2 separate regions of the Homo sapiens genome follow, and region 1 is linked to region 2. The links are chromatin loops, found by intact Hi-C in ENCODE. Cell type or tissue: endothelial cell of umbilical vein. All regions are shown on one strand.

Region 1 (8,000 bases), 360 kb after region 2:
GAGGCAAAAATGACCTCATGTCCACCATGATTTGTCAGGTCCCACAGTGCTGTTCCCAAGGCACTCTTCTTTATGCTGTGGGAGAAAAAAAGAAGGATAAAACTGAGAAAATTTAAGAATCATTATAGTAATAGCTAACTGGACAGGGTATTTTCTATGTGCCAAGTATTACATTAACCACTTTTTTTTTTTTTTTTTTTTTGTGTCACCCAGGCTGGAGTGCAGTGGCGTGATCTCAGCTCCCTGCAACCTCCACCTCCTGGGTTCAAGCGATACTCCTGCCTAAGCCTCCCAAGTAGCTGGCATTATAGGCGCCTGCCACCACGCCCGGCTAATTTTTGTATCTTTAGTAGAGATGGCGTTTCATCAAGTTGGCCAGGCTATTCATCATGTTGGCCAGGCTGGTCTTGAACTCCTGACCTCAGGTGACCCACCCACTTCAGCCTCCCAGAGTGCTGGGATTACAGGCGTGAGCCACCGCGCCTGGCCTGCATTAACCACTTTTAATGCTTTATCCCATTGATCTTCATAACAACCCTATGAGATAGATTAGTTACAATTCCTCCTTCCCAGGTCCCACCATTTTTTTGGCAGATGTGGAAGCTGAGACACAGAGACATTAATTTACTCAAGGTAACACAGTTAGTAAGGGGCAGTGCTGAGATTTGGAACCAGGCAGTTTGATGAGAAAGTCTATATTCAAACTGAAATATATACTGCGTGCCATAGGAAGCAGCGTTTAAAACTCCGAGTTCCTTTTTCCACTCTATTTTATTGCCAGTGGTTAATAAAACAATAACCATGCTCCTTGCTCTATATTAGAGATGTATCCCCTAGAAAATCATGTGCAAATTTAATTTTTATAGATCAAATTTGATTTTACATGTGTAAGGGGATTTACAAGTAAAAGAAATCCTTTAACGTGGCCTATCAGAACAGTATGCTTATTTCTTCATTTTTTTTTTTTTCTGTTTTGTAAATGCTGCTGGGTATACCTTGTATTTTCCAAGGGCTTATAGGACTAGGGAAGCCTTTTTGCAGAGAAACAGCTGTCTGTCAAAGCATAGAATAATGGCAAGTGAAAAAAAAACTCGATTTTTAGCAGCATTCTAAAGAGGTGGTACAATAGTTTATGAAGAATTGGAGAAGGAGGCAAAGGAAGCAAACTGACTCGAATGATGAACTTCTGCTGGTGGCGTGGGAGGTTTGTAATGATGTCAGAAGAGGAAAGCATGTGGCAAAGCCCTGAAATAAAAACAATTAATGAAAAAGAGAAACAATAAATGAAGGCATAACATTTGGATTATGAAAGAAATGTCCAGACAAGCTTACGGTATAGATAATAGCTAATGGTCCATGATGGGAAAGAAGATTTAAGATGATACTGTTTAGAAACCATGGGAGTAAAGCCCTAGAAAGCCTGATCATATGCATTTAAGTCAGTTACAGAAATTCAAATGAATAGTTCAGATCTTTAAGCCAAAGGTCAGCAAACCATTTTTTAAAAGAACCAGCTCTTCAGGCATGGTAGCGCGCTCCTATAATCCCAGCTACTCAGGAGGCCAAGGCAGGAGAATCGCTTGAACTTGGGAGGCGGAGGTTGCAATAAGCCGAGATCGCACCATTGCACTCCAGCCTGGGCGACAGGGTGAGACTCCATCTCAAAAAAAAAAAAAAAAAAAAAAAACCAGCTCTTTTTTAAAAGATGTTAGAAATTTTAGAAAATATTTTTGAGGCCCTGTGCAGTAGCTCACACTTGCAATCCCAGCAATTTGTGAGAAGGAGATGGGAGGATCTCTTGAGCCCAGTAGTTTGAGACCAGCCTGGGCAACGTGGCAAGACCCCAACTCTACAAAATTTTTTTAAAAATTAGCTGAGAGTGATGGTGTGGACCTGTGGTCCCAGCTACTCAGCTAATCGGGAGGCTGAGGAAGGAGGATCACTTGAGCCTGGGAGGTTGAGGCTGCAATGAGCCATTTTCATGCCACTTCACTCCAGCCTGGGCAACAGAGCAAGACCCTGTCTCACAAAAAAAGAAAATATTTGTCCCTGTCTTCATTACTTAACTCTGCCATTATAGCGCAAAAGTAGCCATGGAAAATATAAACAAACAAGTGTGGTTATATTCCAGTAAATCTTTATTTACAAAAGCAGATGAAGGGCTAGGTTTGGCCCACAGGCCATGGTTTGCCAATGTCTGCTTTAAGTGGCTCATCCGGTGGCCAAGGATGCCACTTAGGGCTGCTCTGTGATCCCATCCCATGCTTCTCCCCTACCAGTAGACACACCCAGCTTCCAGCCACACTACACCATGCTGACTTATGAGCCGTATGTCTCCATTTTTCTGAGGATTTACCTCCTTCTCCATCAGTTGAACCCCAGGAGCCTGATGAAATGTCATTTCCTCTTTGAAGCCTCCCCTAAGCCTCATTCCACACTCTAGGCAGAATTATTCATTCTTCCCTCCCCAACCCTGTTTTCTCACAGTGCTTCGCACAAAGCTCCATGAACCGCAAACTTATTATATTATACAGATAGTATGATTCTTCACACACCAGTGAGTCTCCCTGGCTGGATTATAAACTCTTAAAAGGCATGCATCATGTCTTTCTCACCTTGTAGCCCCTGAATATAGCATGAAGCTTTGCTCGGTGAAGTTAGATTGATCAAGGGGTTAAATGTGACCAGTTTTAAAGGCAAACCCATCTTCTCCCTGGCTTTACTTTCTGAAAAGTTGTCAGAGGCAAAACAATTCTAGGTGTGTATTCAAATCGCAGTCATTCGTTTATCTGCTAGGGGCCCAGAACAAGTTACTCAACTTCTTGGAGGCTGTGTTTTCTACCTGGATGAGAGAAACATTGGTATTGACTAACAGCCCAGGCGTGACATGAGAATTGATGCTTTTAATCCTGTTTAGACAGCAGTGTTTCCATAAGCTGCTTCCTCTTCCCAGTTCCCTCCCCCAGAAGACATTAGATCTTCTAGGGCTTTTGCCAGTGAAAAAGGCTGAGCTGAGCAGGTGTCTTGGGGAGTTGTGCATGACAGAAGCCCAGTTAAGAGGGAGAAGCAAAGATGGACATGTATTGGGGTTTGGACCTTACTTTTGCCAAACCTTAGCTATCAAAGAAGGGGGTCCAGGGATAGGGGAGACACTGGGGTCAGGAGGTCAGAAGGAAAATGGAAGACAAGAAGTAGGCCAGAATTATGACTCGGGTGCTGTGAGGAAGGGAGAGTAGTATACCCTGGATGCCCCTGAGGTTAGGCTAGGTTCCCATGGGTCATTGGCCTCCTCCAAGACTGGGTGCCCCTACCCTGTGTCTGTAACAGAAACACCATGGAAGGTACTGTTGCTGCCACCCCCTCATTCCAGCTCCTTTCTTTCTGAAAACCACTGGCCGTGAATTCACACAGGGAGCCTCTTTGTATTGCTCTTTGAGGTTATGTTTATGTGCCCATGCCCTTGAGTGATGGGCAAAACATGTCTTTGATTTTGTTTGAGAATGCTTTTTAATGTTTATTTCACAGCATTTTTTTCCTATGACAGTTTCATAAGTGTATTTGTAGAATAGAGCAATTGAATAATCTCTGAATTTAAAAGTCCCTAAGCACTCATTGACACCTTCTCATTTGGGGCATATTGAGCTTAAAAACAGCTTTTCATAAAGTCTCTAAATTCCAATTTATACTTTAGACATGAACGTCCCCATGGGTCGATTGGATGGAATGAATGTGCTTTGTATGGACACTTAGATACTTCTGTGGGAGGATTTTGTTGCTCTGTGTTTCTCTCATTTCCCCTTTACTGTTAAACTTAGATTAAAACAAACCTTTTGGACTAAAGGCACTTAACCTCAGTTAGAATCACCTTTGCTTGTGCACAAATTATATTGATGTGCTCATTGGTTCTACTGCTGGATTTTACTGGCTTAATAACAGGGAAATTCATATTGTAGGTTGCACTGTGTAGTTGGGAAATTACATAAAAATCATCATCAGGGCACTTAATGTCTTTCTAATTTTAGTTTATTTCTTCATTTGTTCCCGTGTTAGATCCCAGCCTGTTACTTTGCTTCCAGGGTTCACTGTGATCATTTTGTTCTGTTCACCAGAAACTACCATTAACCCCCACCTTCTCTTCTTGCTCTGTGGCACACAAATCCCTGAAGAGCCCCCCAAAAGTAAGTGAAAGGCTGGAAACTTCCTACTTTTATACCTAAAAATGTCCTAGAAGCTGGAAAATAAAAATCTGCTGCCCCTTTCTACTTGCCAAATATGAATATTTGCCTGCATCTGTTTAGGAGATTTAAAAAAAAAAAAAATTATGTTTGGGTACCAGCAGCCCGGTGATGTCAGTGCCACTGTGGGACTCAAAGCCCATTAACACTCAGACTGAAAAGGAAGTATTAAAATTCCTTCAGCTTTACTAATATATTTCTCCCCACTGCCTGTCTCCTGGAGAGGGGACACTCAGTACATTCTCACCTTAGAAAAATGAGAAATTTCCATTACACAATAGAACAGCACAGGGCAAAGAACAAAGGGCTTTGAAGTTAGCCTGAGCTGAGGTCAAATGCAGCCCTCGCCTCTAGCTATCTCAACTTGGGCACATGGCAAAATTTTGCTTCACGTGAAATGAACTAACCCATTGCGTGGAGATTATCACAGAAATGTTGCAGGATTGTTTTGTGGATTGGACTCATGGGGTAATGCATTTAGCACCGTGCTTGGCACATAGTAAGTGCCGAATGAGAGTGGTTGTCTGCTACTGCTTCTTTTGGTGACACAGTTTGGTTGCCGCTGTTGCTGCTGCCACAGCTGTGTTTTATTATAGCTACAGCCTTGATTATACTTCAGGAGAAAAGTTAAAAGTAGAGACTCTATTCATTTTGAATTGTTTAGAACACCACAGCTTAGAAGTGCAGCTCCAAATATTATGTCACAGCCTTAAAAATAAAGTTTGCAAGCATGGTTTCTAAAATAAATATCCACCTTTCTTGGCTACTTAAACCGGGAGCCAGGTGGCTCATTTGCCCAGAGATGCCGAGACATGTGTAATCAGAGAATGGGAGAGTATCCTGGTATCCTGGAACCCAACTCCATGGAGAAAACTGAACTGGGGTGTTAGAAAGGACGCCTGGCCCCCTTCCTTCCTCAGTCAGCTCAAGGTGAGGCCATCAGGGTCTTCCAGCAGTGCTGAGCCCAAGCTAAATCGCCACAGAGACAAAGTTGCCCTTCCCCTTCCCCGTCCTCCCAGCAGCTGCCTTTCTTTGCTCATCTGGCACCTTCCATCTCTCCTCTGCCTTATTTGGGACTCTGTGGCCTGCCTTCCTCCAGATCCGTCATGTCCCTTCTCCCAACCAACTCCTGTCCACCCTGTGGCCTCCTCAGCAAGACTGCTTTTGCTGTTAGCCACCTGAGAGGAAAGCTGGGGAGGATATCAGTGGTGCTGTGGTAGTTCATGGTCATGAGGGGCTTTACTAATGGCAACAGCCCCAAGACTTCAGGTTATCCCATGCAGCAGATAGGACAGGAATCATATTCTGATTCAGTTTCCTGAGATTGAGAGAGGGTAAGAGACCTGCCTGAGGTCACACAGCTGGTATACACCCATGGGTCTTAATTCTAATTCCCAGCATCCTTTCAACTACCCTTTGCTTCTCTAAACAATGAAGTTCTTGCACATATTTAAAGCTACACGGTTTTCAGTATCTTCACCTGTATTCGCTCCCACATCAAATATTCTATAATTACAGGCCGGGCACAGTGGCCCACACCTGTAATCCCAGCACTTTGGGAGGCTGAGGTGGGTAGATCACTTGAGGTCAGGAGTTTGAGACCAGCCTGGGCAACACAGTGAAACCCTGTCTCTACTAAAAATACAAAAAAATTAGCCGGGCATGGTGGTGAGCCTCTGTAATCCCAGCTACTCTGGAGGCTGAGGCACAAGAATTACATGAACCCAGGAGGCAGAGGCTGCATTGGGCCAAGATCGAGCCACTGCACTCCAGCCTGGGCAACACAGCAAGACCCTGTCTCAAAAAAAAAATCTATAATTATGTGGTTTGATTTAACGTGTATACTAGTTTAATGCAGTATTTCCCTAAGTGTAAACTGCACACTGTGATATGAAATATAATTTTAGGGAATATTGAACTTGGCATAAGACAGTATGAACTCATTTAATGATAAAGATTTTCCTTTCCAATATTTATTGTCTTTTTATTACCAATGAGAAAAATCTCAGTTTGATGCCAATACAGCCTTAATTAATATTTCTTGAATCTCTGCTAATCTGTCTTTTTAACAGATGGCAACAATCCCTAGGTAGGACTGAAATGTATTTATTTCAGATGTCTGCAAATTTTCTTAAAAGGCCAGGCAGTAAATATTTTAGCATCTGCAGTCCATTTGGTGTTTTTTTGCAACTACTCAACTCTACTATTGCAGCTTCAGAGCTTCACAATTGAGCATGGCTTTGTTCCAATAAAACTTTACAAACACAGTCACTTGACCTGAAAACCCTGTTTATTTTTTGTTTTTTGTTTTGGTTTGTTTTTTTTTGAGATGGCGTCTTGCTCTGTTGCCCAGGCTGGAGTGCAGTGGCACGATCTCGGCTCACTGCAAGCTCCGCCTCCTGGGTTCACGCCATTCTCCTGCCTCAGCCTCCCAAGTAGCTGGGACTACAGGCGCCCGCCACCACGCTCGGCTAATTTTTTGTATTTTTAGTAGGGACAGGTTTCACCGTGTTAGCCAGGATGGTCTCAATCTCCTGACCTCGTGATCTGCCCACCTCAGCCTCCCAAAGTGCTGGGATTACAAGTGTGAGCCACAGTGCCCAGCCAACCCTGTTTATTTTTTACCCTACCTTTCTATTTATGGCAAATGACACCCCTTTCCCCTTTATAGTAGTAATACAAACATTTCCTCTAAATTTTATTTAAGAAAAAAAATCAATTGAGACAGAAATCGTTAAGTGTGTAGCAGCCTGTGAATATGTGCAAAATTGTGAAGGCAGTACTTCAAAGGACTGAAGTTTGAGAAACACTGGTTTTATATGTTCTTGTATCTTAGGAATAGAAGCAGAGTCTGCAGCTGTGGCCTGAGCCCTCTCAGAGTCTCTGTAGTGCCTCAGTTGCTGGTCAGATCCCACTGACATGCCCCTGCCTTACTGCCTGCCGCTAACCCTTCCTCACATGCTGAACTCTGTGCACAACTTGAGGATGGGAAGGAGGGTCTTGCTTTTTTGCATCCTCAAGGTTTAGACCTTTCCTGATAAAACAAGGGGTCAATGAATGGGTGGATCTGTCACAGTGGATTTTAAGCATCCGGGGGAACTGATGGAGGGATGCAGTATGCTGCTTAAAGCCTGGACTTAAGGGGGAGTCAGATTCATACCCCAGCCCACCACTTACTTAGCTCTGTGTGATCTTGGGCAGGTCACTTAACATCTGTGTACACCAAGTTGCTTGTCTGTAACATGAAGAGAGTAATAGTACCTACTTCATGTGGCTATTGTGAGAAGGAAATGAATTAATACATGGCAGGGGCTAAAAACAGTACTTAGCTAAGCGTTAGCTCCTGTTACTGTTCCGGTATCTGTTATGATACTGAGCCATCCTGGTCTCTAAAGATTGGTGTATTCATTCATCAGCGGTCCTTAGTGATTGTACAGGACAGCTAATGCTCCTTCCGACCCAGTGGTCCCTTTACTCAAAACAAGAAGTACATGTCCTTGGGACTCAAATCTACCCCCACAAAGCAAGGTGATGGGTAGATGGGGCCAGAAGCAGTTTCAGCTCTGAGCCAGGTGATCTGATGTTGGAATTCATGGCACTTCATCGCTTACACAATCAACTCCAAATGTCCAAATGTGTTAGCATGGGCAGAGAGCCCTGCACAGCTGCCCCAGCCTGTCCAACACTGATCTCTTGTCATGTGCCCCCAAATGTGCCACACACTAGCCATCACTGACCACTCGGTGTCCTCTCATGTGACACAGC
Region 2 (8,000 bases):
TTATAGCTTTCTCTACTGGATCTTCTTTGAGTTTGATTTACAGGGGCCATTTCTACGGTATTTACTGACATAATCACTAATTACTAAGTAATCACTGTCGCTGTACTTTTATGGAAGCGTGTGGTGCAGTGGAAAATACAAGTATAGACTGTATTATTAAAGGTTCCTTACCTTTGTGATCTTAAGCATATCTCATAGCTCTGTGCCTCAGTTTCCTCATGTGTAAAGAGTAAATATTGCCTCTCAGCATTACTGAAAGGATTGAACATAATTATATGTGAAAATATATCTATCACAGAGCCTTGTACCTTGTAAGTAGTTGCCAAATATTCCCTTTCTCCTTTTAAAGCCACAGCTTGGATGTCTACCCATGCACAGCCAGCCCCTGAAAAAGGTTGTGCATGGCTTCTTCCCCTATCTTTTTTCATTTTATCTCCTTCCTCTTAGCTCACTTCAAACATTCCTCTCTCTGGCCTATCTTTGTAGCCTCTGAGCAGTAGAAAAATATGAGATAAGTAAAGAACTAGTTTTACTTTGATATGCTAAGGAGTCAGACTGGAAACTTCCTAGCAACATGGCCATCCCATCACCTTTTTCTGAACTTCTTCAAGAAGTAACACTCTTGAGCAGGGGGAGAAAAAATAATTACCACCCATACACATTTTGATGAGAGAAGGGTGATGAGATTGGGGAGGAGAGGGAATGATTTAGCCTACAGAAAAAATATATAGTGGCATTACAATTAATCTTCCATAGGAATGGTTTCTAAAATTTGTGAAGAATGCTTCTATTTGACAATCGAATTTTGTCAAATTTACCCAGAAAATCAAATAGTTCATTCATGCCTGGTTTGTCGTCTGCAATCCTTTGCAGTAATATATTTATGTAAATGTACAACCTGTGGAATAATATTTGGTATATAATAAAGAGCATATATGCTAACCATAGTTCTACCAGAAAATGTGATTGTGGGTGAGTGACTTCTCCAAACCATTTCCATGATGGAGTGATGCTCACAAACGCATTGCCAAAGCTGCATGGGAAAAGAGGCTAACTGAGGATATGGTGCAATCAAGTCCCACATTTTACTCCAGTGCTGGAATGCAAGTCATTCAGAGGGAAGACAGAATCACCCTCTACTATTTAAATTGTTTCTTTCTGTCTCCCACTCACCTCCCATACCCACAGCTCATACAGTTTACCTGTGCATGAATTAGATGCATGTATAACGTACCCTGTCTCTCTCTGTCCCTCTGTCCCACCTCCCCTCTCCCCATCTTTGTTAAATGAAGAAGGTCTCCATTTGCATGTCATTCTTTGGCTACAACTGTGTCATACTCCTCACGAGAGCAGAAGAATGCCATCTATACACTTAATGAAATTTTAACAACTTTACCCATATGCATAAGCAGCAGAACATTTTTTTTTAATCTTAAATATCTGGTCAGGCACAGTGGCTCACTTCTGTAATCCCAGCACTTTGAGAGGCCGAGGTAGGTGGATCACCTGAGGTCAGGAGTTTGAGACCAACATGACCGATATGGTGAAACCCTGTCTCTACTAAAAATACAAAAATTAGCTGGGCATGGTGGTGGGCACCTGTAATACCAGCTACTCGGAGGCTGAGGCAGAAGAATCGCTTGAACCTGGGAGGCACAGGTTGCAGTGAGCCGAGATCGCATCACTGCACTCCAGCCTGGATGACAGAGCAAGGCTCTGTCTCAAAAAAAAAAAAAAATTGTTAAACATCTAACCTGATACGCATAGCATGATGAAACAGAGCAAATGCTCAATGGAGACTAGTTCATCTGACAAACAGAGGAGTACCTCTGGAGCTGGTTTCAGGAAGGGACAGGATTCCCAAGGGAGAATAAGCCCAGCACTGACTCCCAGAGCCCCAATCCTGGCTGGCAGCATTCCACCTTTCCTTTGAACAGTTAAGCCAGTGAAAAAGGCCAGTTGTTTGGTTTCTCATGGTCTGAGTGCTTTGGGGAGGGAGTGGTTCATGTATAGACTTCTAAACATTCAGAATGACAGATGCCAAAAAAGATCATTCTACCTTGATCTGTGGTAAACTATGGACAAGAAAGAAAATTTCTCCTCCACCCTTTTAAGAAATCCAGCCTACTTTTCTTATGTATACATAGAGTACAATCATTTGAGAGAACAGCCCCAGGTTAGATATTGGTACACTGGTTGTGTATTCACAATGATCTTTTTAAACAGAATTCCAGGAGACCAGGAAAGAACTTCTTTGAACTTCCAAGAGAGTGCAATAATGTATTGCAAAAATAATCAGAAACAAAGAATCCAGCCTTCTAGTAGTTTTAGAAACCCAAGAGACAGGACCGCAGTGTTGGCTCTCTTTAGGAAAAATACCTAGACAACGGTGTGCATGGGAATAGTAATGTACAAACTGAATATCCACTACCCAAAAGGAATTTCTTGTTTTTGCTCATAAGGCAGTTTATGTGATATACGTTGGGGGTGAGGGGATGCTAATCTATACAATATTTTCCCATTTATAGAAGTGGGCAGTTGGCTCAGTGGCTCCATGTATATACTCAGATCCCCTTTGACTAGAGTGGCCTGGAAAACTCATTTTGTGTTCTCTTTTTTATGGAGATAAAGCTGGTCACACCGCCCATTTTGCCCCTTGGCTTTCCATTTGGCAGACACTAAATGCAGGTGCCGCATTTCTGAATTAAAGCACTGCATTTGGAGGGGGAAAGATGGAGCCTCCTGGAAATGGTTAGAGTTACAGTATGAGGGTAGTGTCTTCATCCTGCACAATTATTTGGTTTTGCTGACTTTCTTTGCATTTCCCTGAAGCAAATGGCAAGAACACTTTTTTCATTTAGCCTGCCTTAGAAATTTTGTTCTCTCTTTTCTTTAATCGTTCACAAAAGGGAAAGCTCCTTACCCCAGGGCAGGGAAAGACATTAAGTTTCACTGTACCAGGAAGAAATCCACCAACATCTTGTAATACTTTTCCTTTAAGAGCGTCATTTCTTTCTCCAGCTGCCTTCGTCTCTTTGATGCATAAGGGTACACTAAGTTGAATCTATAAACAGAACCTACTAATTAAGAGTAATTGCTTAGGAGATTGGTACAGACGATTCAGCATTATATGCGTGTTCTTCTCAGATATCCATTAGTTGCTAATAAGATACTACAGATGTGCCAGTCTGTTTCCTGTTTCCGTCTATTGTACCTTTATTGCCATATATGGACCAATCGGATGGGCGGAACAATAAGTGGATGTCCTTTTGCTCCCTGAACACGTCTCAAAGGAATGTTTGTTATTAGATTGCTTTTCTGTTTAGTTTCCCATCAGTATGTTAATACGGAAAACATAACACTGAGAAAGTTTTTGTGGCTTTTCTTCACTTCAGCTACTGTTAACTGTTTTATTGTTTAATTAAATCCCTTTTTATAGATTTTTTTTTTTAAAGTACAAAATGAAAGTATGCCTGGGCAACGTGAGCAGAGGGAAAATGACATTCTTCTTCCCTCTCTCTTGAAAAGAAAAAGTTTCCATCTAAATGTTTTAAGTACTTAAAAATTCAGCATGAATATCATGTTGCTATATTTGACTGATTTACACTTGAGGCTTGGTAAAAAGCCTATGAATTATTCATTCCCAAGTGATTCTATAAGCCAGAACACCAGAAATCATATCTCCCGTTGAAGTTTATAAAGTGAAATAGTTTAAATACTCTCTAGACATGTGGATGTCGGTAGAGTTGTTTTTTCTCTGATTTTGAATTGCTGTGCTTTCAACTCACTTGTCTTTTTATTTTAGGAAAACTTGGCTAAAAATTTTACCCTTTTCCACTGCAAACCTAGTTGACATATTTTTAAGTTGGCACAAAATATTATGTTATAAAGCAGGTTAGCAGTTGGTACTTTCTGTTCTTCTTGGGTCCAAAGAGGGTTTATTTTGTGGCAAGGAAAAACTGTGAGGGGAAAATGGTTATCGACTGTCTTTTTCTTTTATTTACAAAGAACTAAAATGTAGTAAACTATTCTTCATTTGATATAATTAAACACTGCTCCCAGGGAAGGAAAAAAATATGTTATTCCATGAAACATACATATATTGTGTGTTTATATATAATACACATTTAATTATAAAATTATGTTTACGTACACATACATACATACATACACAGTAATACAACCAGCCTGGTACATTAAACTGTTTAATATTTTTAAAGGCTCTACATATTAGACTCTACATAGTTCCTATATTTTGGAGTCTGTAATTGTGAGTCTTGGCAGCTGACATTTTATGGGAGTGTATTAAAATCATTTAAGATGCTACTTAGAGCAGTAATGCTTTGACCTATGTGAACATCAAAATTCATAAACAAAATAGGGTCAGGTGGAGCCACTAGCCAGATGATGCTTCCAAGAAAATCTAAAACTTCGGAAAATAGGTGGACTGCAGTGTTTGATACAAACTTCTTCTACACATTATTTCAAGTAGAACCATGACAAACAGTTTGAAGGAAAAAAAGGAACAAACTTCTTCAGGGGAAAAGGACAGAATAATTTTGAATCTATTGATAAGCACTCTTCATTACTACTTTCATGGAATTCTTCATTGCTTGTCCAACATTCATAATCCAAACCAACCAAGTAATAGAGGCAGAGTGTGTGTGTGTGTGTGTGTGTGTGCATGCGTGCGTGCATGCTTTCAGTAGAGTAGAGGTGTCCTGAATGCTGATTCTTCACCAGGAAACATGTGTATAGCAATTACACACAGAGAGAGGCACAAAGACACAGAGAAGTGTTGTTTTGTGCACGTCATCCGCAGACTTTTAACAAGCAATTTCCAAATCAGCTTAGTCATCAAAAATATCACTAATGAGCTGTCTGCCAAAATGTGGCTCAAAATCTCATTCCTTACGAAGGACATGCAGAGATAATTTCTTTATCGAGTTACCGCCATAAAGTACACTGACTTTAGTCCATTTGTACGACTTCTGCTGTTATCAAAGGACAGATCAGATACTGACAATTCAATGAGGTTAGGGTTGGAAAGTCTCGCCTAGAGTATCTGTGTGCACTGGGCCAATATAAAACAGTAATAAGAATATATAACTATAATTAAACAATGTGAAAACCTTCTGAGTTGTTTGATAAATAATTCGCTACTGTAGTTAAGAATGCTGTTTTTCAACAGTCAGGCCTAATATACATTAACAATGCATATTATGTACTCACTGTGGTCAGAGCACAGGCCTCCCAAAGTGCTGGGATTATAGGCATGAGATAACTTGCCCAGCCCTGTTTTGATTTTTGATACTGCAAGTGAGAACATGTGATGTTTATCTTTCTGCCACACTTTCCTCAACATTGTGCATTGTACTTAGCACAATATTCTGTTCACAATATTCTCAATGAGGGCCAATTAAAGAGCCAGGCAAATTGGAGCTCAGATCCTGTTGACATTTACTGAGGCTTCTGAAGAATATGTTGTCTCTAAAGAGGTACATGAAGAATGCAGAGAATTCACACTACATTAAAGCATTTTGCATTGGACTTTATCTTTGTATGCTTTTCACTTTTATTATGCTCATTCCAAATCACTCTCTTCTATGATTATGTGGATTTTTAAGAAGCCAGCTATGTTGTGTTACACAATTAAAGATATCTTATTGATTTTTCCTTTTATTCTATATGATTTGACTTGTTTTCACATCAACCGGTGCTAATGGATATATCTGCTAGTATATATCCACAGGCATTTCAATTAACTCATCCAAAACTACGTTCATCCTTTCTGAAGCCTTTTGCTCCATCCGAGTTCCTTAGCTTGCTGAAGGGTACCGTTATTTGCTTGGTTTATAAAACCAGAATTCTGGAGTCAGCCTTCATTGTTGACTCTCCTTTAATCCCATGTCCAATCTATGTCTTATTCTATCTGTGCTACCCTCATTAATGTTCTTTGGATTCATCATGGCGGAGACCAAAGTCTTGGGCCCTCTCAGTGGGACCCTTGCAATAGTCTCCTGGCTGGTTGTCCAGCCTCAAAGCTTTGCTACCAATCCATTTTCCACACAGCTGCCAAAGTGGCCTTTGCATATCTCACAATGTCATGTCCCTACTTCAGACCTTCCAATGACTCACCAGTGGGTACATGCAGGAGAAAAGTCCAGTTGCCCAAACTACATGTGTAGGGTCTTCCATCCAGATCCTTCCTTTCCATTCCAATCTCTTACTACTCCCCAGCTCAGAGTTTACATTTTCTATATTTTGTGCAGAAGGCCCTTGCCCAGTTCAGTTGTCACCTTTCCCCAACCAGTCCTTTGTTGGCTAGGTGTGCATCCTGTGTGCTTTCATAATACTCGCACCTACCTACATCTGAGCATGGCGCCAACCCTAAAGGCTTGTCTTTTCCCCAGTAGGCTGTGAGCTACTTGGGAGGAAGCAGGGGTGGCATGAGCATGGCTTTTACTTTTGTATTCCAACATCCAATGTAGGACCTAACACATAGCAAGTATTCATGAAACTTGCCCAATTCATTCAATCACTTGTTAACATTTTATCATTCTCACATCCAATTCTGTTATTTCTTCTCATTGCCATTCTCTGATTTAGATTTTATCACTATTCTCTTTCCGTATGCATTATATTCCATCTAAAATGAAATATTGCTTCCCCAATATATCTGTCTTGTCTGCTCAATTCTTTTTTTTGTATTTTTTAGCATTTTTCTTCCATGCTCTCTGTTCTGTCATGTCTTTTCTGCTTTCCTGCCATGAAAGTGATCACCCTCCCTTTTAGAACTAATTCTCTTCCCCCTGACCCCAGCACACGTAAACTTTATTTGCATTGCATTGCTATTATTTTGTAGCAGTCACTATTCCCTTGTTAGATTGTGGGCAGGGATTGTTCCTCCCTTACTGTCTTCCCTCACGGGTCTATCTCAGTGCTTTGGTCATAGAAGGGGCTCAGAATTGAATTGGAACTGAACAGAATTGAATAAACTATCCGTTTATGAAATAATTTGCTTTAGAGTTGCTAGAATTAAATGACTGCTCCAGTGGCAATATTACTCTAACTCACTAATATCATTTGATCCACTGAGGAGCTAGTTAATTAAGTAGGTGGATTAAAAATATAATCTGGAGGAAGAATGTTTTGGCTGGGACCCACACACTTTTTTTCAAAAAGCTTTATGATCTCTCAGCTACAATTCCTCTTGATTTTCACCCAAAACAGCAATAGGACTCTTTCCACATGACTGTTGATGGCTGGCTTAGGAACACAAGGCCATACACCTGTGTGCCAGATGTGCTCTGCAGCCTGTCTGCTACCCCAGCCCATCTGCAAAGCATACCCCATGCTGGCTCCTTTCTATAGGAAAGGGGGCATTGGTTCCCAGCCTTTTTACATGATAGCTTCCCTGGTGTTTGCCTGTTTTCCTTAACTTAAAACCCCCTCCATTGAATTTCAATGTATTGGGTGACCTTTGCCAACACAGGAGGCCTTAGTTCATTTGTTTATTGGTGAGTCTGCTTTTTCTCTGTGTGCTTGATTTTTTGCCTGGCAATTTTTCGACTTGTATCACCATTTGTGAGAGTGCTGTTTGGTCTTCTGTAGCCAAACCAGCCACATCAGCATCAATAGTAGTTAATAGATAATCAGATCCTCAGAATTTCCATGTGGTGCCGAAGAATGTCGTCTGATACTGAATGTAACTTTAGCAGGAATGAATGGGATTTGATAACGAATGGGTCTGTGTTGATGGACACTGGGGACAAGGTAGCTTTGTGATCTTCTTTGTTTCTGTAAGAATGCCTCTGCAACTGAATTCAGCCCATTTCTATGCCAATGTGCTAATAGTTGTGGAATCTCATTCATCTCAACAGAGGCCAGTTAGCCCTGGAATCCCATCTGTTTGAGTGGATGCAGTAAAATGTCATGGAAATGTGGCCATTCATTGACATCACTAGTGAATGCTTTCTTGCTATTAATTTCCCTTCATT

Evidence for each region. A loop is a pair of places that touch in the nucleus more often than their neighbours do. Peaks named below come from ENCODE experiments on the same cell type or tissue, not always from the same donor. Only the 100,000 strongest peaks of a DNase experiment are listed, where the experiment ranks them.
Region 1: a loop joins it to region 2, with 7 times the contacts of the local background. A loop is called at or near these places in 2 of 110 quality-filtered maps.

What each region holds. Positions count from the first base shown.
Region 1 is chr3:25,504,590-25,512,589 of GRCh38, forward strand. All of the region lies in intron 3 of RARB (retinoic acid receptor beta), which reads left to right. Among named protein-coding and RNA genes, the nearest start is that of RARB, 80 kb to the left of the region's middle. In endothelial cell of umbilical vein, no CTCF peak of the experiment used is centred here; DNase peaks (open chromatin) are centred at 4,462 and 5,482; H3K27ac peaks cover 2,826 bases.
Region 2 is chr3:25,148,478-25,156,477 of GRCh38, forward strand. It overlaps a transcript of RARB not described here. Among named protein-coding and RNA genes, the nearest start is that of RARB-AS1, 230 kb to the right of the region's middle. RefSeq lists silencers at 3,121-3,415, 7,221-7,515. In endothelial cell of umbilical vein, no CTCF peak of the experiment used is centred here; a DNase peak (open chromatin) is centred at 3,184; H3K4me3 peaks cover 585 bases; H3K27ac peaks cover 1,571 bases.